Regions from separate parts of the Homo sapiens genome. Here all the other regions are linked to region 2. Evidence: chromatin loops called from intact Hi-C (ENCODE). Cell type or tissue: heart right ventricle. All regions are shown on one strand. Region 1 overlaps TCF4 (transcription factor 4). Region 2 overlaps TCF4 (transcription factor 4). Region 3 has its middle 200 kb from the start of LINC03069. Region 4 has its middle 10 kb from the start of LINC03092.

The links. Hi-C counts contacts between places; a loop is a spot of excess contacts. Peaks named below come from ENCODE experiments on the same cell type or tissue, not always from the same donor. Only the 100,000 strongest peaks of a DNase experiment are listed, where the experiment ranks them.
Region 1: it touches region 2 in a loop (3-fold over the local background); 8 of 110 quality-filtered maps call a loop at or near these places.
Region 3: a loop joins it to region 2, with 3 times the contacts of the local background. A loop is called at or near these places in 2 of 110 quality-filtered maps.
Region 4: it touches region 2 in a loop (3-fold over the local background); 3 of 110 quality-filtered maps call a loop at or near these places.

Annotation. Positions count from the first base shown.
Region 1 is chr18:55,501,961-55,509,960 of GRCh38, forward strand. All of the region lies in intron 3 of TCF4 (transcription factor 4), which reads right to left. Among named protein-coding and RNA genes, the nearest start is that of MIR4529, 27 kb to the left of the region's middle. RefSeq lists an enhancer at 7,588-8,000. In heart right ventricle, no CTCF peak of the experiment used is centred here; no DNase peak of the experiment used is centred here; H3K4me3 peaks cover 1,310 bases; H3K27ac peaks cover 5,599 bases.
Region 2 is chr18:55,229,979-55,237,978 of GRCh38, forward strand. TCF4 (transcription factor 4) reads right to left here. Exons shown (of 20, transcript NM_001083962.2): 16 at 4,570-4,705; 17 at 2,531-2,693. Among named protein-coding and RNA genes, the nearest start is that of LINC01929, 110 kb to the left of the region's middle. RefSeq lists an enhancer at 4,680-4,974. In heart right ventricle, a CTCF peak has its summit at 4,841 (motif pointing right); DNase peaks (open chromatin) are centred at 4,613 and 4,833; H3K27ac peaks cover 7,591 bases.
Region 3 is chr18:56,386,031-56,394,030 of GRCh38, forward strand. No RefSeq gene overlaps it. Among named protein-coding and RNA genes, the nearest start is that of LINC03069, 200 kb to the left of the region's middle. In heart right ventricle, a CTCF peak has its summit at 3,351; no DNase peak of the experiment used is centred here.
Region 4 is chr18:55,981,854-55,989,853 of GRCh38, forward strand. No RefSeq gene overlaps it. Among named protein-coding and RNA genes, the nearest start is that of LINC03092, 10 kb to the right of the region's middle. In heart right ventricle, no CTCF peak of the experiment used is centred here; no DNase peak of the experiment used is centred here; H3K4me3 peaks cover 389 bases; H3K27ac peaks cover 5,932 bases.

The sequences.
Region 1 (8,000 bases), 270 kb after region 2:
AGCAACTCAGAAGTAACATTTTACAGGCTGTAACAATGGAAGGAGAATATTTGTTCTAAATTAATTGTTTCTCTCAGCAATTCTCATATGAATTTGCAATCCCCTAAGTGAAAAACACTAACCAAGGTAGATATACTAACTATGACAGGTTTTCTCTCTCTTTTATGCCTTTCTAACCTGGAATTTCCAGGAATGCATGACGATGAAAAGTTTCTATTTCTGATATCCACCACATTGTTGTGGTCATTTTTCTTCATTACAGAGAAAAGGAGTAGGTGTTACAACCCCTTATGGTCTGAAATCTAAAGTCACTGAATTCTGGTTTTCACTAAATTTAGATATCTAAAGTCACTCTATTTAGAGATCCAAAGACCAATAAACCTTTGCTCACTGCAGTTTCATATGAGAGGTCCTTTTGGTCATCTCATCTAGATTGTTCCTCACTGCTACCTTGAAAATATTTGTATTCTCATGACATTTAAAGGACAATGCAGCATAGTAAAGGAAAACTTGGATGAGAAGCTTACATCATCCTTGGTAACTACATAACAAAGCAGCTCAATAAACAAGATCATACAAATCTAATACACCCAAGTCACAATTTATTCTTCTGTTGCTATTTTGGGATGCCTTTTAAAGTGGGGATTACAAAGCTAGACAATATAGGGGCACATAAGTGTAAAACTCTGACTTTGAAACTGCAACCGATGTCAATATAAAATTACTATTTTATTGAGGTATCTCTCATGCTCTTCACAAAGGAGAACTGATTTTCACACAAGTTAAGGAAAGGAACTTATATTCAAGTTACATACAAGTTAAGGAATTAGCTAATTCATTTTTCTAAAACTATTCTTAATAGACAGGAAAATTTCACAGCATAAGAGGTTTCAAGCAGGATATGTAAAATGAATATTAACTTCATCTTAATCGACGACTTAAAGTAGGTATCCTGAGATATTCAACCTTACAGTGGAATACTTTGATTCCATGGTAACACTTCAATTTCTAAAATATCTACAGTTGACACTTGGTATGTGCCACCTCCTTACCAATGGATATGAATTACTTTTGATTTATCCTTATTCATTCTAAATGTCTCTTTTTGGAACTGCCTTAGTTACTAGTGCAACATTAGTATAACTTTGAGAATCCTCATGCAAGGTTATTTTAACAGGATACACCGCTAAAATAAAAGTGATCCTCACCAACAAAACAAAATAATTTAGTTATTTGTGTCAAACTTTGAAGGTCTATAGAAACAATGCAGTGGATATCAGAAATAAAAACATTCTATCATCATGCATTCCTGAAAATTCGAAGTTAGAAAGCCGAAAATTCGAAGTTAGAAAGCCATAAATTCAGTCTAGATTCTCCATATTTTGGGCATCATCAATTTCATCATCATCATCATCATCATCACTAGCCATCTTCTACACTTATGAACAGAATTTTCACATATTATTTCATTCATTCTCAAAAGCAACCTAAGAGGAAGGCCAAACAGGCATACTCCTCCTCATAGAATAGATGAATAAACTGAGCCCAAGAGGGTAAACAGAGATTCTACTGACAGCATCCAGATCTCTGACAGAAGTCCTTGTGTTATCCACGAATAAGTACCTAACTCTGACTCATAACTTCCAACAATACCTAGAAAAATAACCAGCTCAAGAACCGCAATTTTCAGGTCAAAGTACAGAATTTTTGTTATTCCTAACACATTCTTGGGGAACTCCGTTTCTTTAGGCAATATGGCCCTGTAGACTTAACAACATACAGGAGGGAGCAGAGATTGGCACAGTCAACTTTTCTTTGAAATCTATTCTAATGGCCGGGCACTGTGGCTCATACCTGTAATCCCAGCACTTTGGGAGGCCGAGGTGGACGGATCACTTGAGGCCAGGAATTCGAGACCAGCCTGGCCAACGTGATGAAACTCCATCTCTACTAAAAATATAAAAATTAGCCAGGTGTGGTGGCACATGCCTGTAGTCCCGCTACTGAGGAGGCTGAGGCACAAGAATCGCTTGAACCCAGGAGGCAGAAGTTGCAGTGAGACCGATCCACCTCACTCCAGCCTGGGCAACAGACTCTGTCTCAAAAAACAAACAAAAAAAGGAATCTATTCTAATTGCCCTAATGTACTCCTATCTCTGCTGCTCTCATATGTATTCGTTCTGCAACACTTACTGATCATCTATCAGGTAGCAAGGACATTGTCAACAATATAAGTCTGAATCCATAAATGCTGCTCCCATGAACTCTACAAAAAGATAAGAAACGTATACATGGGAGAAAAGAGAACTCACATCTGTTGAGCATCTATGAAGACTAAACCATTTCCCAGCTCCTTCCTTGAATGCTCACAACAGTTACATGAAGATGAAAACTGAAGAGTGCTAGTTACCAGTAACTTTTGTGGCACTAGGCTCTCCTATGAAAATTAGAAATCCTACTAATATTTGAGTAAAACTAGCTAAACATTTCAATCACTAAAGTTATCACATGCTAATAAGTATAGACACTGTAATTCTTCAATGCTTTAGAGAAAAATATGATTATACCATTAACAATTTAATCTTTTCCTAGTCATTTTAATCTGCCAAGGCTTTGATTTAGAAACAAAATAGAGGAGGCAAATCACTGTATTGCCGAACATTGGTATCAATACCAAAAATAAACTGAGGCACACATACAAAAACTGACAGAGCTATAACATTCTCGCTCATGCATATTCGCTGCCCCTCTCTGCATCTGCCCCATACACAGTGTGCCCACACTGCCTCTAATTTGTGTTGTCTGTTGGCAAAATGGACTGTAGTACCAACTTTAAAAACCAATCGAAGTATTAAAACAAAACAGACAACCTCTCCCATATTTGGCAGAAAAACCGTAATTCAAATGTTCCAAGCCTCCCCCAAGAACAAGCAATTATAAGGTGCAGAAAGGCAATGGCTTTAAAACAACATGCTAATCCTAATATTAGTACCTTGAAAAAAGGAAAACTGCCAAGATGCTGGAATAGTGCCCAGTTATCCGTCTTACCTACAGCAATAAAACTGTCCTATAAATGTGAACAAGACAGTTAGGATACATTTTGGGGTTAGGTTATTGGCATTTTTTTCCACCTCACCATTCCCTAGGAGAATAAGCCTGACCTATGGAAGCAAAACACAGCAGATGGTAACTCAGCCCAGTACCAAGAGTACTTAGTCAATCCAAATAATTCACACAAAACTGAAGCAAGATGTTCAATGATTTATGGCGCTAATTTCACAAGAAAATTATGGAATCCTTCTCTTCAATAGAGCCACCTTTTTATTGTCATATGCTGGATAGCTAACTAAAGTGTCTAAAAAGCAATATATTATTATATTACTATCAACAATACATAATAATGACATAATCATTAATAACATAATAATTATTATAGCTAACACTTATGCTGGGTACTCATGTAAGTAATTTACAAGAAATAACTTATTTAGTCCTCAGTATGATTCTATGAAATAACTACCGCCACTGTACAGATAAGAAAACTGAGAAAAAATAGCAACCGGGCCGGGCGCGGTGGCTCACGCCTGTAATCCCAGCACTTTGGAAGGCCGAGGCGGGCGGATCACGAGGTCAGGAGATCGAGACCATCCCGGCTAAAACGGTGAAACCCCGTCTCTACTAAAAATACAAAAAATTAGCCGGGCGTAGTGGCGGGCGCCTGTAGTCCCAGCTACTTGGGGGGCTGAGGCAGGAGAATGGCGTGAACCCGGGAGGCGGAGCTTGCAGTGAGCCGAGATCCCGCCACTGCACTCCAGCCTGGGCCACAGAGCGAGACTCCGTCTCAAAAAAAAAAAAAAAAAAAAGCAACCAGAACAAATAACTATGACATGGAGAACCAACCTTCAAATCTGGGAAACATACACCCAGTCCATGTGCCTAACTAATCCAACAGTATAGGAGTGGGTTTAATCTAAAGATTACTGCAAAAATGAAAAATAAAATGTATTTGCAGGAAATAACACTAGACCTGGATTCAGCTGACCTGACTTGTTCACTGTGAAACCTCAACAGAGACACCTCTTTGAGAAATGGTTTCTTCATCTCTGAAATGGAGTGAATTCAAAGCTGGAAAGCTTGTGCTTCCAGTTTTAAAGATCAGATTCTAAGGATAAAGCCTAAATCTGAGTTTTGCTTAAAGACCAGAACACTTTTTATCATTGTTCTAGATCAAGAAATACTGATGACCTGCAGTGGAAATCAAACAGCAGCAGTTTCTCTCTGGTTCAATGATCCTCATCCCACGTGATTCTATCATAAAACTGTACTTCCTCTCTTTGCAGAGAGGATTAGGCTACTTACTAATAAGTGTAACTCCAATAAACCTAGGAGGACCTGAGGCTGCTACTTCCCAGTTCCCAAGTCAAGTCAGGCTTTTGATAATATATTTTATTTATACACACACATATATTCAGATGGAATCATCCAATCAGCTTCCTGATTCTAAAACTGCATTTTCTTTCTACAAAATGAACCCAAATGTCCAAAGGAAAACCATCAGCTAGGATAATACACACACATTAAAATGTCCACATGCAACACACACACACACACATATACATACCCCACACACAAAAATATTTCCACAAGCAAGCATGCATTCATTTATTTAAACATAATCACAGTACTCACTCTAAGAGAGGGATAGGTTTTAAGATCTCCAGCAGATGCCTGAAACCTCAGATAGCACAAAATTCTATATACGCTATGATTTTTCCTATGCATATATACCTATGATAAAGTTAGTTCATAAATCAGGCACAGTGAGAGACTGACAACAATAACTAAGAGTAACATAGAACAATTATAATATACTGCAACCTCAGCATATGATCTTTCTTTTTTTTTTCTTTTTTTTTTTTTGAGATGGAGGCTTGCTCTGTCACTGAGGCTGGAGTGCAGTGGCACAATCTTGGCTCACTGCAACCTCCGCCTCTCAGACTCAAGCAATTCTCCTGCCTCAGCCTCCCAAGTAGCTGGGATTACAGGCGTCCACCACCACGTCTGGCTAATTTTTGTATTTTTAGTAGAGATGGGGTTTCACCATGTTGGCCAGGCTGGTCTCGATCTCTTGACCTCAGGTGATCCGCCCGCCTTGGCCTCCCAAAGTGCTGGGATTACAGGCATGAGCCACCAGGCCTGGCCTTTTCTTAAGTGGGGAACTTTGCCCTTGTAACTTATAGGATGCACTTCATGGCTTTCTTTTGGCATATCTGAATTGCCAGATTCACTACTTTTGTGCTTTGGGGCCATAGTTAAGTCAAAAAAGGGTGACTAGAACCTGAGCACTGCCATAGTAACAGTCAATCTGAAAACCTAGAGGTGACTTATAGGCAGGGAGTGTCTGGAGTGTGAATCTGCTGGACAAAGTAAGGATTCATGTCCCGGATGAGATGGCAAAGGACAGTGCAGATTTCATCAAATGGCGAGCAATTTAGAACTTAGGAGTTATTTCTGGAATTTTCCATTTAATATTTTTGGACCACAGCTGATGGACAGTAACTAAAACTAGAGAAAATGAAACTACAGATAAGGGGGGCGGGGGGACTACTGTATTCTAATTATCTTTTTTGCCTACCTAGGGGTTCCATATTTTGATGCAGTTTAGTTGGATATCAGGCAACTACACATGGGTAGACAAAGAAATGAACACCTTTGCACCTGAACAGCAACAGCTAAGGGGACACACACAGAGGGAACCACTGAATTCTAACCTTGGCTGAAACTTAATTGGGTGTGGATTGGGGAGAAGATTTCTGGGTGTATTGTGTGTGCTGGGAGTAATCTATCAAGTATTGATTGGGTTCAAGTGTTGGTGCTGAGGAGTTACCCTCAGCTTCTCCATTCCCCTAAAAATTCTCTAGGCTGAAATAGCCTTTCTAGGCATTCACTCAAGTAAGGTGGAGAAACTGACCCATGTAACCGGGAAATGACTACAACCAGGAGGAGACACTGAGGCTAATGTGTTGCCTATAAAGTCTCATCCTCAAGTTGATGCTATCCAAGAACAAATAACAGAACCAGTGCGGGACAGGGAGGCTTCCTGACCAGAGGACCAGCAGCAGTGGAAAAAGGCAGCCGGGGAAATGTACCCCCAACACACACAATATACCCCAAAACTTTCTCCCACCCCCCACCAACAAAATGCCTCTGGCAAATAACACCTTATTATTTGATATGTGCAACTGCAAACTCATTTAAAGTAAAACTAGAAGCACCTTTAGAAAACTTTGCTGCTTTAAATTGATCTATAACCTACTCCAGGTCTACCCGCCCTTTCTTTTAACCAGGCTGCCATTCCTAAATTTTCCTCCGTTATAGCAATTCTACCACCACCACTTCTGAAAATGGGTTTTGAATGTTAATATTTTGTTGGATTTTCAAATGTAATGATTATTTCTAACAAGAACTGAGAAACTGCTCCATTATATTTCTCCTCTCTAAATTTGATCATGCTAATAGCTTAAAAATACTCACTGAGCAGTTACTATGGGCTGAACACTGTTCTCAATGTTAGATGCATTCACTCATTTAATTCCCATAGCCCAATGAAGCAGGGACTTGTATTATCCTCATTTTACAGAGAAATTAAATAACTGTGTTGCCCCAGGTTACAGGTAGTAAGTGGTCGAGCTGAGATTTAGAGCCAGAATCCATGCTTTCCAGCCCACCCTTCCCAGCTCACACTTGCTCTTTAATTATAAAATACCAGAAATCGGCACAGTAAACATTGTTGCTGTGCACCTCCTTTTATTCCTAGGAACACTTAATAACAAACTGCAAATAACAAAACCGCAATACACGCTAAATGCTACAAGGTTTCATTTCACCATCCCTGCAAGAAATTTGCTTACTTTTAGAAATTATGTGCTGACTTTAAAAAATCCAAACAAAATGTAAATCGTATTTTTATTAACTGTTAAACAGATTATCTGAAACATTAGAGTAAATCTCCTCTCAAAAATCATAGCAAGACTCCTGTATGTTATTAAATCTCTTTACATTTTAAACAGGAAAAATACTCCATTTCTGAGTCTAAGTTCCTAGCCCTTCAATAATCCACACTAAAAATCAGATTAATTGGAATTTAAATATATCTGTGTGTGTCTTATTTCTGTAAGTCCTTAAGGAACATTATTGTCCACTGTTATCCCCAAGTCTTGCGGACTTCGTAAAGGAGTACTAGACACAGGGCAGGTTTTTAAACCATTATATAAAAAAAAACTTTGATATAATCTAAGTTATTCTCTTCTCTGGTAAAACTGTAGCTACCTAAAAGCAAGTAGGTACAGCAACATAAAACACTCACACAGACAGACACACACACACACACACACAAACACTCAAACACCACCACCACATACTCAGTTAAGATGCTGGTAGTATCGCTACTTGTTTTTTCAGCTTTAATTCACTGTGTTGAAAACTACTCAGAAAATATTTGATGTCTCTCTTGACAGTACAGCATGTAGAGGCAGCCCCCAGAATTATAAACCAAATTGCGTTTAAAAAAGAATGGACTGTTGAAAGAATGATCCCCACTAAAAATACAGTTTAAAGGCAACTAAGGTCATCAAGAGTAAAATGGCTAGTGGCTTAATGTGACATCCAAAATGATTCCCCCAAATCTCATCCCCTTTATACTAAAACAATAGAGGGTTGCCTCTAATAAGTTAATATCATTCCTCAAAATCTTTATTGAGAAGCACCTTTAGACCCTCAAATCTGCCTCCCAGAGGAATTCCATCAATCCAGACATTACTGAAGTTCTGAGCCAAAAATAAAGGGAAAGGGGCGGGGGGAAATCACAGGAAGTTAAACTGTTAGGACTGCAGCCAGGGAAATTCCTTTGATAATCAAGCCCTACCTTCACCCTGAAGCGTAGCTTTCAAGAGTTGAAATAATAACTTTCTTTGGAATTCTTCATCCATGAAAATGCCTGG
Region 2 (8,000 bases):
CAAAAAATAAAAAAAAATTAGCTGGGCACAGTGATGCACACCTGCGGTCTCAGCTACTCAGGAGGCTGAGGTGGGAGGCTCACTTGAATCTAGGAGGTGGAGGCTACAGTGAGATGTGATCAGGCCACTGCACTCCAGCCTGGGCAACACAGCCAGACTCTGTCTCTTACAAAAAAAAAAAAAAAAAAAAGCCAAAAGGTAATTTCTAATTGTGAAAACCAAAATATTCCATGATTCATAACAAATGCATGGCCGGGCCCAGAATAGTCTGAAAAGATAAGATCGGTTCTGTCCATTTCTGAGTGTTACAGTGACAAATTAGAAACTTTTGAATGGAAGGCAAAGAGGATGATGAGCCACCTGGAAAGCATATCATATGAGGAAGTCGTCACAGCAGCAGGGTTCAAATATTCCAAGGGCTGTCATGTAAAAAAGAGAAGTGTGCACGACGTCTTGTCTCAAGAAGGCAGAGCAGCACGTGCTATAAAGCTCTGAATGACTATTGTGAATAAACATGAGTGAGGACTTTTGGGGGGCTTATGAGAGACACAGAAAATGAAACAAACTTCACTGAACATCAGTAGACTCCCCATCACAAGAAACTCCATGGAAGTGACTAACAATTAACCTAAAGGGTAATTTCACACATTGGAAATGTTCACAGAATAAAGATGATTAATCACAACATTTCGGAGTTGGAAGATGTGGGAAATTATCTACTCAATTAAATGTATATTTAATGAATGCTGGTTTAAAATATATGACTCTGATGTTCCATTTTGGAGAATCTCTGGGTAACTTCCAAGTGGCAATAAGGACCAATTACACTTGAGAAGCTCCAATCAATCAAAAGTGGGAGTGGTATTCTTCGGTTGCAAGTATACGTTACACATAAAGATAATGCACGTAAGTCAAGAACACTTGGGTGAAGGAGAAAAGTTAGGGGCAAGGAGGATGACACCACAGAAGGATGCTGTAAGACCAGGCTCCTCTCTCTCCATAGCGTAAGCGCCTTTCCAGATGGCACTGTCTGCCACAGGTGTGTATGGTAAACATGGAAGTCAACTGAGTCCACTGGAAAAGGCCCTCTTTCTCTGCCTTCTGCGGATCCCTCCTCTGCCCTCACCCCCAACTGCTGCCAGTGCCAAGGAAATCAGTAATGATTAATTCACTCCTATATTCTACTATGCAAATAGGCTGTAAAAAGCAAATGAAAACAGTCTCTGCCAGGCCTGTCCGGAAGCTGAGCATTTGGGTGATATTTTTATACATCCAACAAATGCTACACCTTACACAAAGGAGACTGGAAAATAGGAACTTTTCTTCCAAAGATTTTCAGGCTAACGACCAATTAGAATTGGTTATTCACTTACAAATAAACTAGTTATGCAAATAAAACTGCCTAGATTTGAAAAAGCACTGCCTTATAATACAGTTTTGGAGGCATACATAAGTAAATGTCATAAGAGTGACCTTTTTAAATAAGAAGGTTCTCAACAGCGAATGAAAATGTTGTTCCAAAACTTCAAAGAATCCATTAACATGCATAAGTTTGGCCACAATAAGTTAAATTACCAAGAACTGACTGGTCTAACACAGAAGCTGCTAAAGGTATGAAATCCCCTCCTTGGGATTTCTTGCCAAAGTGGCCAAGAATCAGAAAAAGACAACAAGGAAGGAAAGGGGTTATCTAGAAGTATTCGGCATTTTTAAACTTGTGGCAAGACACGGAATTTATCTCAATAATTACAACAGCAACATAAAGAGGCAGCATGTTCTTAATTCACAAAAGATTCCAGATAGAACCTTGAGAACCACAGCCTTTAGAAGGAAAGCTGTAGTCTTAGGACAATTGGTTGAATTTGTGAATAAAAACAACCTCAGGGAATTGAGGCAAAGTACACGGGTGTTGGTATTCAAAAACCATCTGATTACCAGATTAAAGTTCAAGGAGATATAGATTTGAATTTAAAGATAGCAGATATTTAAGAAAACCAGACAGAAGCTATTTTCCTGCAGTTGTGTTTTCTGTAGAAAAGAGTGTCCAGGAAGAAAAACCATAAACAATTAAGGTATTACTCTTATATACATCAGCATGTTTAGGATAAATCTAGGAAATTATTTTCTTACTTTAGAGGTAAGAAAAGAGTTATAGTTGGCACATACATCAGTTGAGTTTTTAACATGGCTACAATCTCTTTTTAGAAATATTATAGACACAACATTTCTGACCAAATTTGTAGAATAAGTATAGTTTTACAAATAAACTGTACTTGAATCAGAGACAAATTTTTTCACTGTGTGTCATTAGCATTGGGTCCAGATTCATAAATGCCAAAACAGTTTAGGCTCCAATAGAGTACAGGTATCTGAAACGATACTTTTAGTACTTCTAGAGTAGGCCTTTAATTTTCTTTTCAGCTGTAAATTTACCTGCCAGGAAAAAACTGAATAGTTTCTTCCCGTTCTGTTCACTTCATCAAAGTCCAATAAAGGAATTAAATGAAGCGACAGTATTATATACTGTTACCTAGATCTTGACCTAGTAATTGATTTGATATCCTTCTTGTCGTCATCTAATTTCTTGTCCTCCGAAGATTTCGTGTCTTGCAGGTTCTCATCACCCTCGTCATCGGATTTGATCTCAGAGCTGCCAGAGGAGACACTCTGCCCCTGTAGTCCTGGTGGCATGCCTGCCGAAAAAGAGAAATCAGGTGACATGTACACCACAATCTCACTGCCTGCACACCAGATTGCAAGGCTGCCAGCAGACAATTCATACTGCTGAACTGTGATCCTTCTGTCACTTTTTTTTCCCCCTGCTATCTGTTGAAGTTTCAAAAAATGCACCTGCAGAAACAAGTTTTCCCTGCATTGGCTCTAAGGTTAAATTCTATTTTGCAATCTTTTGGAGTAGATGGTAATTTCACTGTCTACAAAACATCAACTTAATTGCAATGAAAATCATAATCATGAAAATCACACAGCCAATGTTCTGATTAAGAACCCAAGTAAATATCAGCTATTATATTGAGTTTCTTCCATATGCAATGATTTAATAGAAAAATGTCCTTAAAATATAATTCCCAGGGAGTATGCTAAATATGTGCAGTCAAGACTTCAATAGGTACCCTAATGATATTCTGAAATTAGGCTTCTCTTATTCTCAAGAAGTAATCAGCATTTTAAAATGGTACATATGGAAGGCAGTTTGCTACTCATTTTAGAAATTTCTAGCTTTATCATTGCTCAACTTTCCAAGTCACACTGCATTTTAAAACACGACCCTAATGTAGTAATTTTTTTAAAGGTAGAAGCATATCTGTCAAGTATTCCTCTTTATTTGTAATCTGTGTATTCTAGAACCTTGCCACTCAAACTTTGGTCCATGCGGCCTCATCATCTGTGAGCCCATTAGAAATGGACAATCCCAGACCTACAGAAGTGGAATCTGCATTTTAACAAGATGCTCAGGTTGTGCTTATGTGCAGTTTGAGAAGCACAGGTTTAGGACAAAGAGGGCAAAATCCAAAGCCTCCTGATAAGAAAGGTCCTGGCCAGTTGTGGTGGTTCACACCTGTAATCCCAGCACTTCGGGAGGCTGAGGCGGGTGCATCACTTGAGGTCAGGAATTCAAGACCAGCCTGGCTAATGTGGTGAAACCCTGTCTCTACTAAAAATACGAAAAATAGCCAGGCATGGTGATGCATGTCTGTAATCCTAGCTACCCCCTGGGAGGCTGAGGCAGGAGAATCGCTTGAACCTGGGAGGTGGAGGTTGCAGTGAGCTGAGATCGCACCACTGTACTCCAGCCTGGGCGACAGAGTGAGGCTCTGTCAAAAAAAAAAAAAAAAAAAGTCCATAAAATGATTATTATTCATAAAAAATGGGCAGACATACCCATACATATAATTGACACTCAGATCTGTACAATGTTGAACAGCTGAAAAAATGCCCACATGTATTCCTGTGGCAATGTTATCATTTTTATATTAAATGTGAAGGGACTGAGAAGATGTTATCTAAGCGACTCCTAGTCAGCTGGCCAGCAATAGCCCAACTTCCTGGGGTCATGAAAAGCCGCTCGTAATCACCGGTATGAGGCAATCATTAGAGGGCTAGATGACTCAAGAGCGAAAATCATGCAACCAAGCTCCATTTTTTAAATGCACCTATATTTCCTTCCATCTTAAACAACAAAAACAATTTCCTTCCTTCCTATTCATTTGGAAATATCATTTTCAGGCCACAACTAACCACATTAGAGGACCTGAATGAGAAAAATGTGGAAATAGCTAAAATAAAATTTCCTCTCATCAGTCTGTGGCCTCATTCCCTGCTGATATAGGACCAGGATTTCAGAGGATGTTTGAGGAAAACAGTCCCTGGAGAAACACAATTAGCGGGCGAAGTTCTAAATACTTTGCCATTTCCTTACCATTTTTGTGCCCAATTTGATTCCTGGGTTTCTGCCAGTGCTTCTTGAGGGATGAACACCAAGAGGCTGGGTATCAACACTGGTCCTATTGTGAAAGTGAGGTCAGAAGTGCCCTGGTGAGGCCAACCTACCTCTGTAAGGGTCCTGGGGTGGGTTCAGGTCAGGGGAAGTCGCAGACTGGACAGGAAGCTGTGGAACCGGAACCTGGTTTGGCAGAAGAGAATGGCTGCCTCTCAGGGCCACGCCATCTTCACGATGGGTCCCCACCTGAAAGGGCGAGAGGAACCAGAGAGGTGAGCAGGAACCGGAGGTGCGACAGCTATTTCCAGAGGCCAAGAGGACCTGATGAAGGCTGGCTTTTCAAAAACCATACTCCCAAACGCGTTTCACTAGAGGGCGCTGAAGGACCGCACATGCACCTATAGTTCCCGGCGAAAACACTTAACACTCAGTAAGATGCCGTGCTGTACATTCAGTGACAAATATGGCAGAGTAGCTCAGGCAGGTAAAACGTCAAATTGCCTCCCAGGGTGCTGCAGTGGAGCGCACTGATTCGTACCCATCTGTCTTCTATCATGTCCGCCAACAGATCTGACAATTATCTTAATGCCCATATGCTTAATTGTGAGCTTCTCAATTCCCCCATTGCTATCGGAAATCCTACAGGAATTTCAATTTGGCATTCGACTTTCATTTCAGGGGATAAGATTCTCAGGCCTGCCATTTTTTTTTTTCCATAATGCCAGCTAAGCCTCTGACAGCGGAAGCTACAGCAGTATGGGACACAGCCTCTGCTTGGTACAAATATAATAAAATGTCACCTGGCTTTCCAAAACTGGCAGCCCATTCCAAATTAATGTTTACTGTATTTCATCAGCTGCTGAGTTCCAAATCCAAAGGGGGATGGTTTCTGCCAATGCCACCACACCGGAAAATGTACCAATAAAGGTTTTATTAAACACACCAGTAATGCCATCATTGCCATGCAAGGAAGGATGTTTGGACATTTTTCCATTTTTTTCCTCACTATTCTGACCCTAGAAAGACACCATATTGTAAATACTCTTTATGCTTCCAAGAATAAAATTATAGAGTACAGCATGATTACTTCATTAAAAAAATACTGCTGAGCTTTTTATTAACTACTACTATCGACTCTGGGGTCCAGAGACATTGAACTTGTGGCACTGAGACAGCAACTGCCTACTTCATAGCACATGCCTTCAAGCGAAAACATGAAGCATTTGTCAACTAAGAGGACAATCAGTAGTTCACATTTTCTTTTCTATTTCCAAGTATTTTCTTAGCCTATGGTTAAGTGAGCATTTACACAGGACGGTGGGTCTAAAACACAAAAAATTAACCATACATTTATACTGCTATGAATCAGGTTTATTTTTTTTTCCAGTCAAAAATATGAAACCAGAAAGGAGAATCATCACTCTTGTGTTACCAATATATTTTAAAAGGGTATTTCCAAAGAATGCATCAACAATAAGTATCTGAACCAACAACAAATTCACAGGACCTAATAAGCACATGCTATTTAAAGGCAGCCATGTATTAAGTATCACCTATAATATTTTGCTTTTTACTGAAAATATATTTAAGTAATTGATCCTGAAGTATGCCATTTTTATATTCATGTGTGCATGTGTGTGTGTGTGTGTGTGTGTGTATGCACTCCAACTTTTTTTTAAATTTTGGGTGGAGATGATCACATAAATCATATTAATTGTTTGGATTCAAAATACAGCAAGAATAAGACAACACTTGAGGCTTATGAGCCTCAGGAAGTATAAATGAATGTTTCAGCAGAGAGATGTAGGAAGTCCAGCACTGCTCCCCGGTGCCTGTGTCGCAACACAGAACTTTCTGAATGGTGGTTATTTGGCCTCTGTGGGGTGCTTCAAATGTACTGAGACTGATATCTCCCAAAGAAGCCCATTCCATTTTTACCACAAATTGGCCTCTTTGTAGATTTCACTCACTGATTCTAGTTTCAGCTTCTAGAGCTCTGTGGCGTTAAGTACAAACCTTTTTTTTTTTTTAAACATATTCAACCCTGTTGCCTGCCACACCACTCCTTTCCTCTGTGACTGAAGTCTGCTCTCTTATAGGCAGACCACGCCCACCTGCTCCAGCAACCATTTGTAACTCACTCTCTTATATATTTTAATTTTTATTCAGAAGCATGATAGCTATTTTCCATTGAGGTTTTGATTTGCTATTTTTATATTCATGCATTAGAAAACGGATTCAATCAATGATTATCCTTTCAATCTAAGATGTCAACTTGTAAGCATGAATTTTTACAGGCCTTGATCAAATGGTGGCTCTTTATGTCTGTCAATCAATATAAACCTAAATAATTCTTCGTGCTGATTCATATTTATTTGTATTCCCAATGGATCTAATTTCTTGAATTTCTACAAAGGATGACTCTAAGTCAAAATCACTGAAGGTAACCACAGATTTGAGCATAGAGGAGAAGTGTACTCCTATTTCAGAATCATTAACACTCTCAAGATTTCTTTGCAAGCATCTGTGACATAACTTAAGAGTAATGTTTTGCTTTTTACTTAAAATATATTCAGTTACTGCTCCTGAAATTTTTTCCCTCTAGATCACATTGAGGTAAGTTCTCAAAAGAGAAAAAGAGAACCCATGCAATCGTACATGACAACTGGTATGTAATAGGTACATAATAACTGCAGACAGAATCATGTGTTTTGACTGAAAATACTTGCATGTTATATAGAAATAATAGCCTGTGTAGTTCAAGAACCCCCTCAAAACTCAAGCTATCTTCAGTTACGGTGATCTTTGTCTCTATTTTGTTAAAATCCATTTAATTTTAAATCTTTCCCCTATACAATGACTGTAAACTCTTAAATATTATAAATATATCTGAGGATATAGTTGTTCCAACTACATTTTTGTTTGGATTTTAGGCCCATATGTTACCTAACTCCATCTATTTTCTATAGATCATCTTAAATAATATCAATCATTTTCCATAAAGAATGTTAGAGACAAAGTTGTTCTGACTTTTTTTTTTTTTTTTTTTGGAGACAGAGTCTTGCTCTGTCACCCAGGCTGGAGTGCAGGGGTGCAATCTCCGTTCACTGCAACCTCTGCCTCCCAGGTTCAAGCAATTCTCCTGTTTCAGCCTCCCAAGTAACTGGAATTACAGGCGCCCACCACCACGCCGGCTAATTTGTCGTGATGTTTTAAGACTCCCCTTGTGTCTATTCCAGGTCATGTGAATGCCCTCTGATAGGTCCAGAGCCATGTAATAATGAGCTTGATTCTCCAGGATAGGATCAACTCCATTGCCTGTGGCTGTGGAAGAGTATTCCAATTTGAATAATTGGCTTGGCTTTGCTTGTTTCCTTGGCCACAGATGGCATATTCTAACCCTGTTTTCTTCTCTTTCAGAAACATTATTTCTGGTCACATAAGAGACAAGGGAAGAAACACAGTGGACTGTCGGCACAAATCCATCGCTAGAATAACACAGAAATAGATGGAGAAACTCACACTGTTCTCTGTATATACA
Region 3 (8,000 bases), 1.2 Mb after region 2:
ACTCCAGCCTGGGCAAGAGAGAGAAAGATTCTGTCTCAAATAAAGAAAGGAAAGAAAAGAAAATCTAGGGTTTTTCTCTCTCTTCCTCCCATAAACCATGTTCATTAAAATAGCATTTTCTTATTAATGATTTTTAAATTTTGTTTGGCTGTAAAGTATTCTCCATTTTTGTGTGTGCCACCCTGAGAGAATGACACAATGACCTCAAGAACTATCTCAACTTCCTCAAAACTATGTTAATTTTTCTGCATTTCAGGTATTTTTCTTCCATCTATTTAGCACTTTAGTAGAGGGAGTTCATGGTTTCAGCAGGGAAGGTCGGAGAATCAAATGGATGGCTTCGGAGTGTGATCACACAAGATCATCAGTCATAATATCAAGGACCTATTATAGCTGACTCACAGAATTAAATTATTAGGAAGCCAGATCTTTGATACGTTATCCTTTCCACAGCAAGCTTAGCACTCCTTTTATTGATTCTTTCAACAAATAGTTATTGAGCATCTTCCATGTGTAAAACCTCTGCTTGGCACTTTGGGATGGGGAGTGAGCGAGGGGGGCGCAGAAGATCAAAACAAATAAGACACAGAGCCTGACACTTAAACGTTTACAATCTAGTAAGGGAAATAAGTCCAGCACATAAATATAATGAATAAAAAATGAGAGAGAGAGATAGATAGATAGAGAGAGAGATAGAGAGAGAGAGAGAGAGAGAGAGAGAATGGCTGTGGCATTTATGGAAAGGAAAGATGGCCTTCTGTAAAGCTGGGGTTGAGAATCAAATCTGTATTCTCTTCAAATATATAGATTTGAGCTCAACCTTAATATGTGGTTGCAACTTTGGTAAGCAGAGTTAGGAAGAGAAGAGAATTAATTTTATAAAGAAAATCCAACATTTTAAAAATAGCCTTATATGAGGAAAGGCAGGATCATGTCCAGCATTACAGAAAGTTTAAACTCAGAAGTCTCTTATTAACTCTCCACCACTTTGAAAACCACAGCTCTCTTAACACACCCAAAACTGTTATCTTGTGCATTAGTTGTGAGACTATCCACTTATTGGTTCCATCTGGGTATCTAAAATGAAATCAGAAGGCTCTAGACAGACTCTCTTCAGTTCTCTTCTGATTAGTGTTCCCCTGGGCTTTTCTTCCCAAAATAAAGTTAAGTGCATTTAAGTTTCTAGGATCTTCTTTACATCCTTTTGAAAATGCAGAGTAAATATTATGTTGGCTTCTTTCTGCAGTCAATTAATGTATCTTTCTTGCCAATGTCATAAATATAACTTTTTTCAGTTGATGCTTTTCTTATTGCATACATATGCTATTGATAATTACTTGTTTTTGAGTTCTTAACCATTTGTGCATGGAAATACATCTGAGGTTTAAATGTTAAGACTATTACATTACTAAATGCCTTATTTTATAAGTGAATAGGCCATCACAAGCCCTATTCCATGCATTAAAATTGTACTCACCAAAGGAATCCATCTACCATACTGAAATCCTAAAACAATCAGGCATTCTTGTAGGAAAGTTAATACAACAGCCTCTGTGCCTTCTCTGTAATCAATTTCCTACAGCTTCTGTATGATGGCAGCTTAGGAAATTTTCTGGTTTTACTTTCTATGTTTAGATAAAATAATGATGACTCAATTAAAGATGCCCAATCTTAAAAATGAATTGGAAGGAGGTCCTGTTTGGGCCTAGAATAAATGACTATGGCAGTCTTCTATGGAACTATGAGGGGCAAAGAGAGTAGGGAGGGGCAGAACAGGCAATGGGATGAATCACTGCACAGACATAAGGTTCCCCATATTAAAACACGCATGCTTGTCTCTGTCTCTTGTTATTGCAATGAAAGGCGGACTGTTTGTCTTGGTATATAGGTCAATCATGCATTCTCTACTAGATTCCCCTCCATGGAAAGTGGAGAATACAGTTGGTTTAAGTGTGAACATTGCTTTTTTAAAAAGGGCACTTGAGATTTCGAGCTTAATGAGCTGTTTCCTATAAATCTGGGGTTATGTTTGCAAGCATCTCCTCAGCTTCTTCTGTTGAGGTCCGTCAGCCCACAGAGCACTTGACTGGACAGCGGGATGGACAGTTTTCATCTGCCATCACCCCGGAATGAGTGGTCCAGTTGCCATGCACACCTGCTTGCCTTATAAAATGTGCTACAGTTACAGCTAAAACAAATTGCCCATAATAAAAATAACAATAATGATAATAGTAATAATAATTAACTTCTGCTCCATTCCAGGATCCCAACCTCTCACACCTTTAATGAGCCAATGTGCTCATTTCTTAAACCTAAATTGTATCAGGATATTTTTAGAAGTATGTTGCCTAACAGGTTTTAGTTGGGAGGCATTTTGCCTGTTTATTTGGCCTCATCTTTGTAACATTAGTACTCAGCTTAATGAATTAAGAGAAGCCAATGGATGAAGCCACAGGAAATAAACTCAAACCTCTTTAATTTAGATTTATTAGGAGATCTGAATGACCTTTCTTGAAATCTTAATTATAAAATACTAACTATATTATTTTTAGCTGTAATAAATTATTGCCAAATAAAGATCTTCTGACAATAAATACATATTTGTATTACACATAATTTTCCCATTAAGTTATTCAAATATAAGAATGATCCTAGAAGATTGTTACGTTATTATTCTTAAATAGGCTCAAGCCTGTGGTCAAACTAGTTGCCAGTGTTCATTTCCTTAGTGAACACTCAGGAAGGCATTTCCGTGAAGTACTTAATTACACGTGCTTGCTTGCCTTACTCTTAAAAAGAACGTCAGAATTATTTTGACCCAGCACCGTCCAACAGAAGTAGCCATATATGTCATTTTAAATTTTCCAATATCCACAATGGAAAATAAAAGAAACCAGTAAAATGGATTTTAATGATATGTTTTATCTAACCAACATTTTCAAAATATTGTTATTTCAATATATAATCTGTGTGAAAATTATTGAGATAGTTATGACTTTTTTGCTGTACTATGGCTTCAAAATGCAGTTTGCATTTGTCACTTACAGCACCTCTTAGTTTGGACCAGGCTCACATCAAGTGCTCAGGAGTCACTTGTAGCTAGCAGCTACTGAATGGGACAACACAGTTCAAAATAATTACAGTACTTATCATAGCTTTTCCTTCCAACTACTTATATATGTATTCCTAGCTTTGAACTTAAACTTCCGGAATTACTGTCCAACGAAACAAAACAGAGCCAAACTAAAAAAAAGGAAAACAAGGGAAGAAAGAAGATGTCTCTGGTCCAAATTTCTTAACGTGGCTTACAAAGAGTTTCAAGGCCTGGCCTCTGCCACCCTCTACAGCCTCATCGACACTCCTGCCAAACAGAAATTCTTCTCCTTCTCCAAATGCCCTGTGCTCCTGCCTCAGTCTTCGCTGTGTGAAAGACTATTTCCACTTCTGCCTTCCTGCTGGCTCCTCATTCTTCCAGTCTCAGCCTAGACACTCTTTCAGAACTGCCTGGACTCTGTATGTCGCTGAACCCGCCAATGGCCGCAGCATTTATACATTTTAGGGCTGCATGATTTTGGCTTTTTAAACCTTTCAAGTCTTCCTTTCTAGACTTCAAACTGCACAATGTCAAGAACCACATCATTTTTTAAAATTATTGCTTTCCAGTCCTTAGCACATTGCTTGACTCATTAAGAGTGCTTGCTAAATTTTGTTCAATGAATAATGAATGAACTGACAGGAGAGAAAAAATATGAACACTGAAACTCAAGACAATCGTCTCCTCTCCTATCCCCAGCCTCTCATTAGGTGATTGAGAAGTTGATTCCTGTGTCATGTGAGACACGATCTGGGGGTCCCAGCATCTCCTGATATATACCAGTTACCTGAACTGCTTGATGTAAACTGTATTCTGCTGATGGATAACCCTGCTTGATTCTGCAGCCTCCTAGTCATACACTGGTTAAGTGATTAATTCATTCTAGAGATAGACAAAAGGACATCTAAATTCAATGGATTATTAAACTCCTTGGGATTCTTTAGAAGGAAAGGGTTTATATCTATTCAACCCACTTTGCTTCCCGGAGATTTTTAAAATGTAATGCAATAAAAAGCAACACATCAAATTTGGGTTTTAGTTTTTTGTGGTTGAAGGCCCCCACTTTCTAGTCCCATGCCTATCTCATATCCACCAAAATTCTTCCCATTCTCCACTGCGTTAATCAAATCACTAAGTTTGCGATTTCCCCAAAGCATCCTATGCTTTTTATGTCTTTGCTCCTTGATTTTCCTCCTCCTAGAAGGATTTTCCTCAATACCATCTGTCAAATCCTTCATCCTCATTCAGTGCCAGCCAAAGACCACATCTGCTAAGAAATGTTTCTCTCATTTCCCAATTAAAGCTACTTTTTCCTCTTCCAAACTTCCCATTGTGCTTTATGCCACTAAGAGGCCAAAATCCCATTCTGATTTGTGTTATGTACTTGTCTCACTTTGTTATTTCCCTTGCCAGACTTTAAGTCCCTGGCAATGGCCATGATGTTTGCATTGTTGCATATCCTCATCCCACCTAGCATGATGTCTTACCCAGAATAGTTGCTCAACAAATATTTGCGGAAGAAAAAGATGCATCAAATTTCTCTTAAATCCAGAAAATAGAACTACATATTATTATAAAAGTCTTTGACAAGATTTTTCCAGCAGTCACCAGTGGCTAATCCTAAACCTAAACCTTAGGTCGAAAACAGCTTACAAAGTATCTGGCCATAATCCCAGTATACACAGACAGTTGTGTTTTCCAAAAGATGGATCTTTTCTTTTCATTCTTAACTGCTTTAATGTGCTCCGTAATAAAGATGTGGTTGTTTAAGCTCTGCATCTCAGTACTGCATGCTCTTGGATCAGATACAAAGCCCCTTTAGAACTCAGTTTTCTCATTTGTCAAATTAAAGGGTTGAACTAACTGATTTCTACTGTCCCTTTCAGATTATAAAAACCAATAATTTTTTTTGAGCACTCCTTTTTGGCCTAGGTTAAAATAGGATGGGTGGAGATAACTCAGTATTTCAGTAAAAATGCAATAACCAGAGAGGATAAAAAATAATGAGCATCCATATTCGCCATCAGTTTCAGGCATTCACAGACGCAAGCAGCAATCTCACTCATGAAATGTAGGCGTAAACGGTGTTCCTCTTTGGTATATATAGGCAAAGTTTTTACTTTAAACTATATGAGTACAATGCCAAGAATTTGAAGGTGGAAGAGATTCTGGGTTGGTTATCTTACACTATTCCTCTCAAGAGATGGTTTCCCAATGCATTAGGAGAATTCTTCCTTAATGCATCTCTCCATCATGGTATCTTCGTGAAAAGTCAGAGAGTAGAAAGAATGATAATGTACACAATAGGGCATTGCCAAAAGTTTAGAACCAAAATTTAAGTTTTGATTTATTTTCACAGTTATTTGGAGGGTGGGGGTAGAGGAGAAGTGCTGTACGGTCGCTGTTGGTTTTTTTAAACAAACCTAATCTGAATGCCCCTTGTTTGTGGCTGCATATTGTTTAATATTCACTATACACCTTCTGCAAACAATATGCAAGACAGGGCCCTTGCTCTTTTGGAACTCAGAGAGAATTCAGGGAGGAAAGGAGGAGATAGAATCTACATTATGTAAATAAAATAATCTCTAATGAAAACATTTTCCTTGAGGTGTGAACAAATGTATTAACTCCCAATTTTGTGATACAGCAATCAATTGCTTTCCAGCCCTAAAACCTACTGTTATAACAGCCTTAGAAAGACTTCTGGATTTGGGATTTAAGAATTTCTCTGCCCTTTCCTATACTTCACAGGACGGATTGCAAGCTCTTTCCCTAAGCCCCCTTCACAAGCAGCCCTGAATCAACAGTATGGGAGTCCAGGCATAAGACAGGCCCTTATTCTGCCCACTGAATTCACTTTTTTTTTTTTTTTTTTATCAGCAGGGATAACAAGAGTCTTTTTTCCTTCTTTCTCAACTCAGTCCCTGCTGGTCAAATATTGCTGATGTGTGGACCTTGTCAAAGCCTTTGGGAATTATCATTATTATCAGTCATGATGTTAATGGGCTGTCATCATTGGCTGAAGTTCTTATTCTAGATGCTTTGTTTACTCAGCTAACAAAAAGGCAGCTTGGAATTAAAAAAGGAAACGTGCCAAGCAATTAATCCATAACTTGGTTGGAATGCTTTGGGGACTTTCTAACATTTCTTTTATTGAATTTTTGTTTAAGTGCAGTATCCTTTTTTCCTCTGAAATTTCATTCTGGAGTTTTTTATTACATGCCATTTCTGCAGGAGGCACATTGAGCCATTGGGACCTTCTGGGTAAATATCACGTGTTTTAAAATATTTATCAATAATGAGGCTGCTTGCTCACACATTCCCTGAAAATGCCAGGCTATGAAGCCAATTCATTGCACAGGTTTTAAAAAGATATCAAAATGCTCATGCCATAAATATTTTTGTTACACGACACTTTTCAACTGCATACCAAGACAACAACCACAAAAATAATAATAATAATCCTTCAGTTAGAAGGATGAAAAAACAGCTAAACCTATAGACTATAAATACAGAAATTTTTTAAATGTTAGCAGTATAATAGACAGTGTGGAAATCTCTCTATGGAGAGATAGTTGAAGTCATTTATTAAGCATATATCCTAGTTACACTTCATAATTTTCTTAAGAGAGTACCAGTTCTATCCTTTGGTTGATTGATTGCCAAAACATATGAATCTGTCCTTAACTGATTGCACAAAAAAAAACTCACTGTATAATTTTTCCAGAGAACATTACCTTGGACTCGATGCTCTCTAAAGATTTATATCAAAAGCTTAATTGTAAAAAACAATATGCATAGATTTCCTGAAGAGTCTATATTCTATCCATTTCTCTGGATAGTCTAAATCTGTCCTTCATTCAAACTAAACAATTAGAAAACTGTATGCTTGAGTTGCGTTGATTTGCATCCTAAAATGCTTTTATTAAATTTTGCTTTGGCATTACGCCAAAGTTTGCTTTGAGGGGACAGACAGAACCGTTGAAGAAACAATGGAACAGTGGGACAATAGAACAATAATCACCCCTGTATTAAGCATATGTTTTGATGTTGAAGCTTGGTGTTGAAGATGTTATCTTCCCAGAACACTCGGTGTCCTCTTTTAGGTCTCAGAAAACTGTACTTCTCATCAACTGCTTTTTGTTGATGTTTTCTATCTTTGAGGGTTTTATTTTGTTTTAATCTTAGGAATACTCTGTCACTTTAAAGCGATCATCTTCCTTCTCTTAGATAATTTTTTTCTTTGCTTTGAATGTCAGAATGTTCAGAGCCCCAAAAATGTGGCTCGGTTCTCACAAGTATGCAAAGTGCACAACAAACGTGGATGTTGTACTAACTCTTACTTGATTTTATTTTTGTTTTCAGATGTTTCCTTTCCCCTGATATTCCTATTTATTTATATTGATATTTTTATAAGTCATCTTACTTGTGTTTTTCTTAGCCATCTCAAATCAGTTTTAGGAGCAAGATGGACTATAAACCAATCTATGACATTGATCTTATAGTAGAACCAGACATGCTATAGACCCAGTGATTTAGTAAAAATTGGAACAAAGAAGATAATTAACATCCAAACATTAGAATATAAGGTAATAAGATGGGCCCTGGGGCCTACCATCACCCATCCCTCAGTCTAAAGGCTTAAAAGGCATAAGCCTGAAGCTCTAGGCTTATCCCACATGGTCGGAGTCTCAGAGACCACAGACTTCAAGTGCATGTCCATGACAAACCAGGAAGGCAGAGCATGGCAGGGAGGGAAGAAAGCATCCTGAATACCTGCATTTACTTTTGTGACTCCTAATCTCACATATGTCCTTTGTACTGCTTCTTTGCTGGTTCAGAGGTAAATCAAGCTGAAAGCAAACTGCAATCTGAGTCCTTTCTCTCTGCTCTCACTCAGCCCCTA
Region 4 (8,000 bases), 750 kb after region 2:
ATGGGGAGTAACTGCCAGGAGATTCATCTGTGACTGGCGAGATAGGGGTGGGTTCCTGGAAGAGAAGGGATTCAAAGAGATGTTATCTCTTTCAATGAAACACCAGAAAAGTGGTGTCATTGTTATGACAAAAACTTAAAATTGAGGCACAGAAAAATAAGGCACCTTTTTCAAGCCTTTTCATCAGGGCAGTATAAGAACCGCTTTCACTTTTAGTTCTCAGTCGCTAAGACTATGAGTCCTTTCGTTTTTCCTTGTTACTTAAGCCCAAGAGTATATAGCACTTATTCTTTTGTCTTTACATAATGTTTTTGGAAATAAATAACAGTTGATTATATTTGGCAAGCAGTACTTCTTACCATATTTTGATATAATAACTTTTTTCAGTTTGCTTTGGAAATTGACAATTATGACGACATTGAATAGAGGTTAGAGGTGACGTGAATCATCAGGGTAACCTAGATATTTACATGAATGCTGGTTTTGATGAAGCATAAAACTCTTCTTTGACATACACATTATCTCAGTTGTGAACATGAGGACCACATTGCTGTGGAAATGCTGACAACACCTCTCAATCTGCTTGCCAAAAAAAAAAAAGCATTAAAAAAATCAATGTGTATCAGATGTGTTTAAAAGGTATATAGATACCTCATTTTAAAAGAGATCTATATATGTGCTAGAAAAGACATTACACATAAAATATATTCTGTGGAGTACATTCATAGTGGTTGTAGCTCTCCATTTAAAAATCATAACATTGCAAAGATTGACTACAAAACTTAGAAAGATTTGCCTTCCAACTACAAAGTAATGAGAAACCAAACACACAAAACAAGCACAAAAGGAGTGATTATTTAATCTTTTCTTTCCTAGCTATTCAGCAGGATATCTGAGAGGAACTTCCATGTGCAAGGTGAATTAATTATGACTAGGAACTCTAAAATATATATATGTATAACACAAATATATGTTTACATATGTATGTATATCTACATATACATTTCTACATATACATATGTGTATATACACACATGGCAAGTATGGTCTTCTTTTAGGAGCTAGAAAAATCTACTGGGGAAATGAGATTAATGCATAGAGCAAAAGTAAAGAATTCAAAAGAAGATATAACTGTAAATTGCAGCTCCATGTCTCTCAGCATTCTGGGTCACCCTTCCCTTTTGTATCTTAACACCACTTAGAATTCCTCCAAGAGGAGGAGGAAAAGAAACTTCTTTCAGGCAATCCACATTCCTGAATTCCTTGTGCCTGGTCTTTATTCCTTCCTGTGATGCTATATTTTCTACACTAACTGCCCCTGCCCCTCCTAACCTCATGAGTCATTCCCAGGGTATCAAATGATAGCTATCTGCAGGTCTCTCTCACTCTCTGCTTCTCCCACTCTTCCGTCCTTTCCCTGTGCTAATGCCGTTCTCTAGCTGAGCAAGAGCTTATTCCCTTGCTATCTGGGTATTCATCCTAGGGAAGGTCACCAAAAACTCGGCCCCAGTCAGATCCTGACCTGCTGCCACTATTTGGAAGTTTGTTTTTCCTTCTTTATTGGTGGGAGTTCTTCCCTCCACCTCTTCTTTTTCATCCTTTCTTTCAATATTCTCTAAAGTTCTGTCTCCTAGTACATGAGGTGGTGATCCGGGGAGGCTGAACAGCCTGTTATTTCATTATGCAGAACAATTGTCTGCATCATAAAACCAGTCTCAGCTGCTTCCATTCCAGACAAGCCCCTGTGTCCCAGCTTTGTTTAATTAAAATAGTCCATTGAAGTATTTTCCCAACAGTGGAATCCACCCTTAAGAGGAATTTTGCTACTTCCCCTGAGCACAGAAACAGCATTTTTCTTAGTGTTATATAAATAACAGTATTGTAATAGACTGTAGGAGTAATACAATAATAGTAGCACATTGTGTTGCTAGGGAAAAAAATTGTCTGAACATAGAGTTGGAGTAAGGTGGAAATGAGTTGAATGGGTAGGTAGAATTCATATGGCAGGAAGCGTTGAAGGCCAGGCAAGAGTGTTTTATTTGGGAGTGGCAATTTTGGGAGGTACTGGTGGGTTTTGAAGTAACTTTTCCTGGGAAAAATATTAGGCAGATATATTTGAGATTTAATCTTACTGTATATAGTCTTGTATCTTTTTTTCTAGTTAATATTGTTTTATAAGCACTTCACTATATCTTATATGAATGTTCTTAAAAACATGATTATTCTGTGGTGTGCTAGAAATAGCGTGCACTAGTTAACAAGAGCCAGTTGTGTTCGTGGCTCTTCAAATCCACATTGAATGACTTTACTTTGATTGGTAGCTTGAAATTGACCATGGTGGGAGTATTTACACCATGAAAGTTCTTCTACCGGTACCATGCTGTTTTGGTTACTGTAGTTCTGAAGTATAGTTTGAAGTTGGGTAGCATGATACCTCCAGCTTTGTTCTTTTTGCTTCAGATTGCCTTGGCTATTTGGATTCATTTTTGGTTCCATATGAATTTTTAAATAGTTTTTTCTAGTTCTTTGAAGAATGCCAGTGGTAGTTTAATGAGAATAGCATTGAATCTATAAATTGCTTTGGACAGTATGGCCATTTTCACAATATTGATTCTTCCTATCTATGAGCATGGAATGTTTTTCCATTTGTTTGTGTCATCTCTATTTCTTTGAGCAGTGGTTTGTAGTTCTCCTTGTAGACTGGGTAAAGAAAATGTGGTACATACACACCATGGAATACTATGCAGCTGTAAAAAAGAATGAGGTTAAGTCCTTCACAGGGACATGGATGGAGGTACAGGCCCATTATCCTTAGCAAACTAACCCAAGAAACCAGTAAAACCCAGAAAACCAAATACCGTATGTTCTCACTTGTAAGTGAGAGCTAAATGATGAGAACATATGGACCTAAAGAGGGAAACAGCACACACTGGGGCCTACCAGAGGGTGGATGGTGGGAGGAAGGAGAGGATCAGGAAAAATAACTAATGGATACTAGGCTTAATACCTGGGTGATAAAATAATCTGTACAACAAACCCCCATGACACACATTTAGCTATGTAAGAAACCCGAAGTCCTGCACATGTACTCCTGAACTTAAAAGTTAAAAAAAGAATTATTAAGAGTTGATTATCAAGAATCAGGATGATATTGCTTTAGACATAAGATTCTTACCATAACAAGCAGGATTCTTCTGCTTGGATAAAATACAGCAACATACTTATTTTGGGAGCTGAGACATTGTTTATGTACTAGACTGTGAGTTCCTCTAGAACACAGATCACATCTTAATGATGTATTCTTTTTGTGCCCTCCTGTCCCTACTACCCAGTGTAGTGTCTGAAAGATGATAAAATGTTTATTAAATGAATCAATGAGTGAGTAAATTAATGACTGTTATGATCCTTGAATAGGTTATACAAACTAAAATGATACTGCTTTGCAGCACCTCTGCAGATGCATCTGGAGGCAGAGTTCTCACTAAAACCTTTCCAAGAGCTGTTTCAATTATCCCTTCAAGCTTTACTTAAATAATAATTGTTGAATAAAGTAAGAGGCTCGGTGCACCTTTTTCCTAAAAAACAAACAAACAAAAAAACCAATTTAACTGGTAAAAAAAATACAGAGCAATCATTTAAAATGTCTGTCTGAAAATTGTCCTAAGGGCAGAAAGATTAATTTTAAAAAATCTACTAAATCTCAGTAAAAGCTGTGACAGTCTATGGCATCTGAGCTATGATCCAGTCCATTACCTCCACCTTAGCTCAATGTTACAGAAGCTTTGCCCTAGGCATAAACAGCCAAGTAGACAGGGGTTCCTTCTCCCTCCATCTCCAAGTCTGGGCTATGGTTTGATTCAGGAAAGGACAGGCTGTTGGCATTTCTCTCCCTCCAGCCTCACATGTAGAAGCTTGATTCCAAGTAGGTGCACCCAAGACAGCTAGCTTTCCTGATTTCAAAACTTACTACAATGCTACAGTAATCAAGACAGCACCACATTTCATAGGAATAGACATATAGATGAATGCAATAGGAATTGTGAGTTCAGAAATAAACCCTTATATTTCTGATGAATTGATTTTTGACAAAAGTGCCAAGAAAATTCAGTGTGGAGAGAACAGTTTTTTTTTTTTCATCAAATGATTCAGCAAGTACTGAATAACCACAAGCAAAGGAATGAAGTTGACCCCTAACTCACATTATTAAAAAATTCATTTAAAATGCATTACCAACCTAAATGTAAGAGTTAAAACTATAAAAATTTTACAAGAAAACATAAGGCATAATTCTCTGTGATTTTAATTTAGACACAACTCCAAAAATACAAGGAAGAAAAGATGAAATAGAGTGAACATCACAAAAGTTAAAAACATTTGTGCTGCAAATGATACCAGCAAGAAAGTAAAAGAATGGTGCACAGAATGGGGGAAAATATTTACAAAACACATGGGATAAAGGACTTGTATCTAGAATATGTAAAGGACTCTTACCACTTATTAATAAAAAGTTCAAAATCCAATTTAAAAATGGGCAAAGGATTTGAATGAAAATGTATCCAAAGAAGACACACAAATGATCTATAAGCATATGAGTATATGCTCAACATCATTACTCATTAGGGAAATGCAAATCAAAACCGCAATGAGATCCCATCTCACACCCACTGATGGCTAAAGTTAAAAAAGGGCTCTAGTTTCTGGATGTTCGTAATGGAAATGAGCACCCTGCAATCTGGGGCTGATTTTGAGAATGTTCTTTTGGGACAGTTTAATATGAAGGTAGAGATGTGAAGTGAACATAGCAGAAAGCAGCCAGATGAGATGGAGATTCTAAACCTTCTTCTGGAATGCCCAGCATGTCTGAGTCAAAAGACTTTTGGATGACTTGAAGGATACTGGACCCTGACAGTGGCCCCAGCACTGAGAGTGGAGAGTCGCCCAGTTGATGCTTGGACCTATGACTAATGGAGAAAGGACAGTACACATTGGGGCATCTGTAACAAATGGTTTGTAGACCACTAACAAATTAGATGTTTGTAGAAGTAGCAAATACAACATGTGATTGAGGATTAAATAGACTCTTCCACAGGTCAGTGAGGAATCAGTGAAAATGAAATCTCCATGGAATGGTAGCTATAGGCAATTCCAAGGAAGAACGATGGACTCTCATCACAGAATTCTCTATTATTAAAACAACTGGGTAATATCTTAAAACATTACCTAATTTATTTTCATCCTGTTAATTTCTACTGCCCAATGGCCTTTCACATTTGAGACTGAGGCACGCATCCCTTAGGTGGGAGGAAGTGTCCATGGCCAACTGAATATCATGAAGATAATCAAGATTTTGCTTTCAAAAGAAACCTTTATAAAGTGAGTATGTAGAGACAAAGATCAATAAAATTCTGCTTTTCAATTTCAAGAGCCAGATACTTAAGAAGAAAAAAGGTGTCCTGGGTTCAAAAATGTTGTCATGTAAAAAGTCAAACTTGTGAGTACTCAGAACATAGATTATGTATCACATTGAATTTTCTCAAATTTTTTTTCTTGCAATTGTTGACATGGCCATATAATTTTCTCTTTTATTCAGTGTTGAGGTGAATTATATTAATTGATTTTTGAATGTTAAAAAAACCCTTTACATTTCTGGGATACATTCAATATAGTCATGATACATTATCCATCTTATATTTTGCATTAAAGAGACTTGTCTGTAATTTTACTGTATTATAATATCCTTGTCAGGTTTTAGTATCCAAGTTATACTAGCCTCAAAGTGAGCTGAAAAAAATGCTATTTGTTTTTCCATACTGTAGAAGAGTTTCTAGAACTATGATATTACATCTTTGTGAATGCTTAGAGGTGTTGACCAGTGAAGCCATGCGGACCTGAAATTTTCTTTGCAAGGAGATTTTAAATTATGGATTTTTTTTTTTTTTGGTTTGACTTTTCTATTTCCTCGTTTTCAATTTTGGTGAGTTGTAATTTTCAGTAAATTTTTATTACTTTATTTTACTTTATTTGAATTTAATTTTAAATTCTTTTCCTAAATTATTGAGTGTGAGGGACGTCATTGGTTTTCAGGTTTCTCATTTTCTAATGTATACATTTTAAGGCTATAAATTTCCCTCTAAACATGGCATTACCTGCATGTCACAAGTTTTTGAGATGTGCCATATTAATGATATTTCAGTTTGATTTTTATTTTTTCTTCTTTGACTTACTCATATTCAAAATGTTATTGCTTAATTTCTAAACATTTTGGAAATTTTCTAGTTATTGTCCTACTTTTTCCTTCTAGCTGAATTCTACTGTGGTCATAGAACACACTCTGTCTGATGAAGGGAATAAAGATCTCTGCTCTGGAGCCAATTAAACTCCTCAGATAGGACACACCTAAACCCAAATGAGAAAGGACAAGTGAAGACATAAAAAGGCACAAAATCCCAAGAGCTATTCCCCCATTCCCTGGGACAGCACCCCCACCCCCACTCAATCCAGTCCTGCTCTTCTAGATATCCTTAGATAAGTGCTTGGGGAGCGAGGATAAAAAGAACAAAAATATCATCAACCCCATTCTGTCCTACACGGATGCATTAACTTCTTACTTTCAAAAAATGAATATTATTAGCAATACATCTATATGTTTCTGCTGTCTCATTCGCTGTTTACCAAATCTATTTGCCCTCTCTGGTCCTGTTTCTTCCACAAGGACAAGGTGAGTGACATAGTATATAGGGCCATCACTCATAAGATAACTTCTCCTTTTTTAAGGGGCTTGTGACAGAGCACAACCACCCTGTGCTGAAATGTATGCAGTCCATAGACCAGGTGCTACACAGCGTATAAAAAGTGAAAGAGTCCTGTGATCCAAGAGTGTTTTTTTGATCCTGGATACACTTCTGCTATGGCAACAACCCTAAAGACATGGCTTAAGGCTAATCCTGGGCTGTGATCTCATACTTTTTTCCATGTTTTATTTATAAACATTTCAGGAAGACAGTTGACGACAGGGTCATGTGCAGGAGGAAGACTGTTGTGCAAGCAGACTCAGAAACAGGAAAGACTAATTAAAGTTCAGTAGCCTTTCCCAGGTGTATGTTTTCTGGACCTCAGGCATAAAAAGCTGGACCAGTTGCCTCCTTTTCCCAAAGAAATCAAGGAAAAATAAATGTGCCAATGACATCTACAAGGCTTACTAGAAGCAGAAAAAAAGACAAACTTTCTCTGATAGGGTCATGTAGAAAACCAACCTAAACAAGAATCACTAGTATAAGGGCACTTTTTAACCCAACTAATATGGAAAATTGTATAGCTTTTTTGATACTGTATATCATAAATTTGAAATATATATTTTTAAATGCCTTGAGTTCAACTCAGTTTTTTAGTTACTTCCATTTAAATAATTTTGGAACTTTTACATAATTTTATGTAACAGCCTCATAAAAATTCCCAATTTTGAGATATCTGATTATATCTTAACCAGCAGCCTACAGTTACACTGTTATATAATGATCCTTTCAATTCTACAGATAATGCGTTATCTGTAGATAATACATTATATTCTTTGTTAGTTTAAAAATAAGCTAGCAAAATGTTTAAAAATGCAAAGAAAAAAATCACACAATCTTTTTTATATCCTTTAAAAAATAAAACCATATTTTATATAGTTGCCATCATACTGTAATTGTAATTGTGTCTTTTTTCACTTAGCATTATGTAATAAACATTTCCTTAATGCCATAATGTTTTATAATTATCATTCCAATAATTCTATAATATTTCATCTAATAGAAATCATCTAAGTGAATAATTTTTATATTACTAGACATTATTTTATAGTTTTAAAATAAACAGTGCACTAATGAATATTTTAAATAAATACCTTTAGATTATTTTTTAACAAGAAATTCCCACAAGTAGAGTTGTTGGGTCAAAAGGCATGGATATAACTCTTGACACACATGGCGAAAAATTTTGGTGATAGATAGCCAACATCA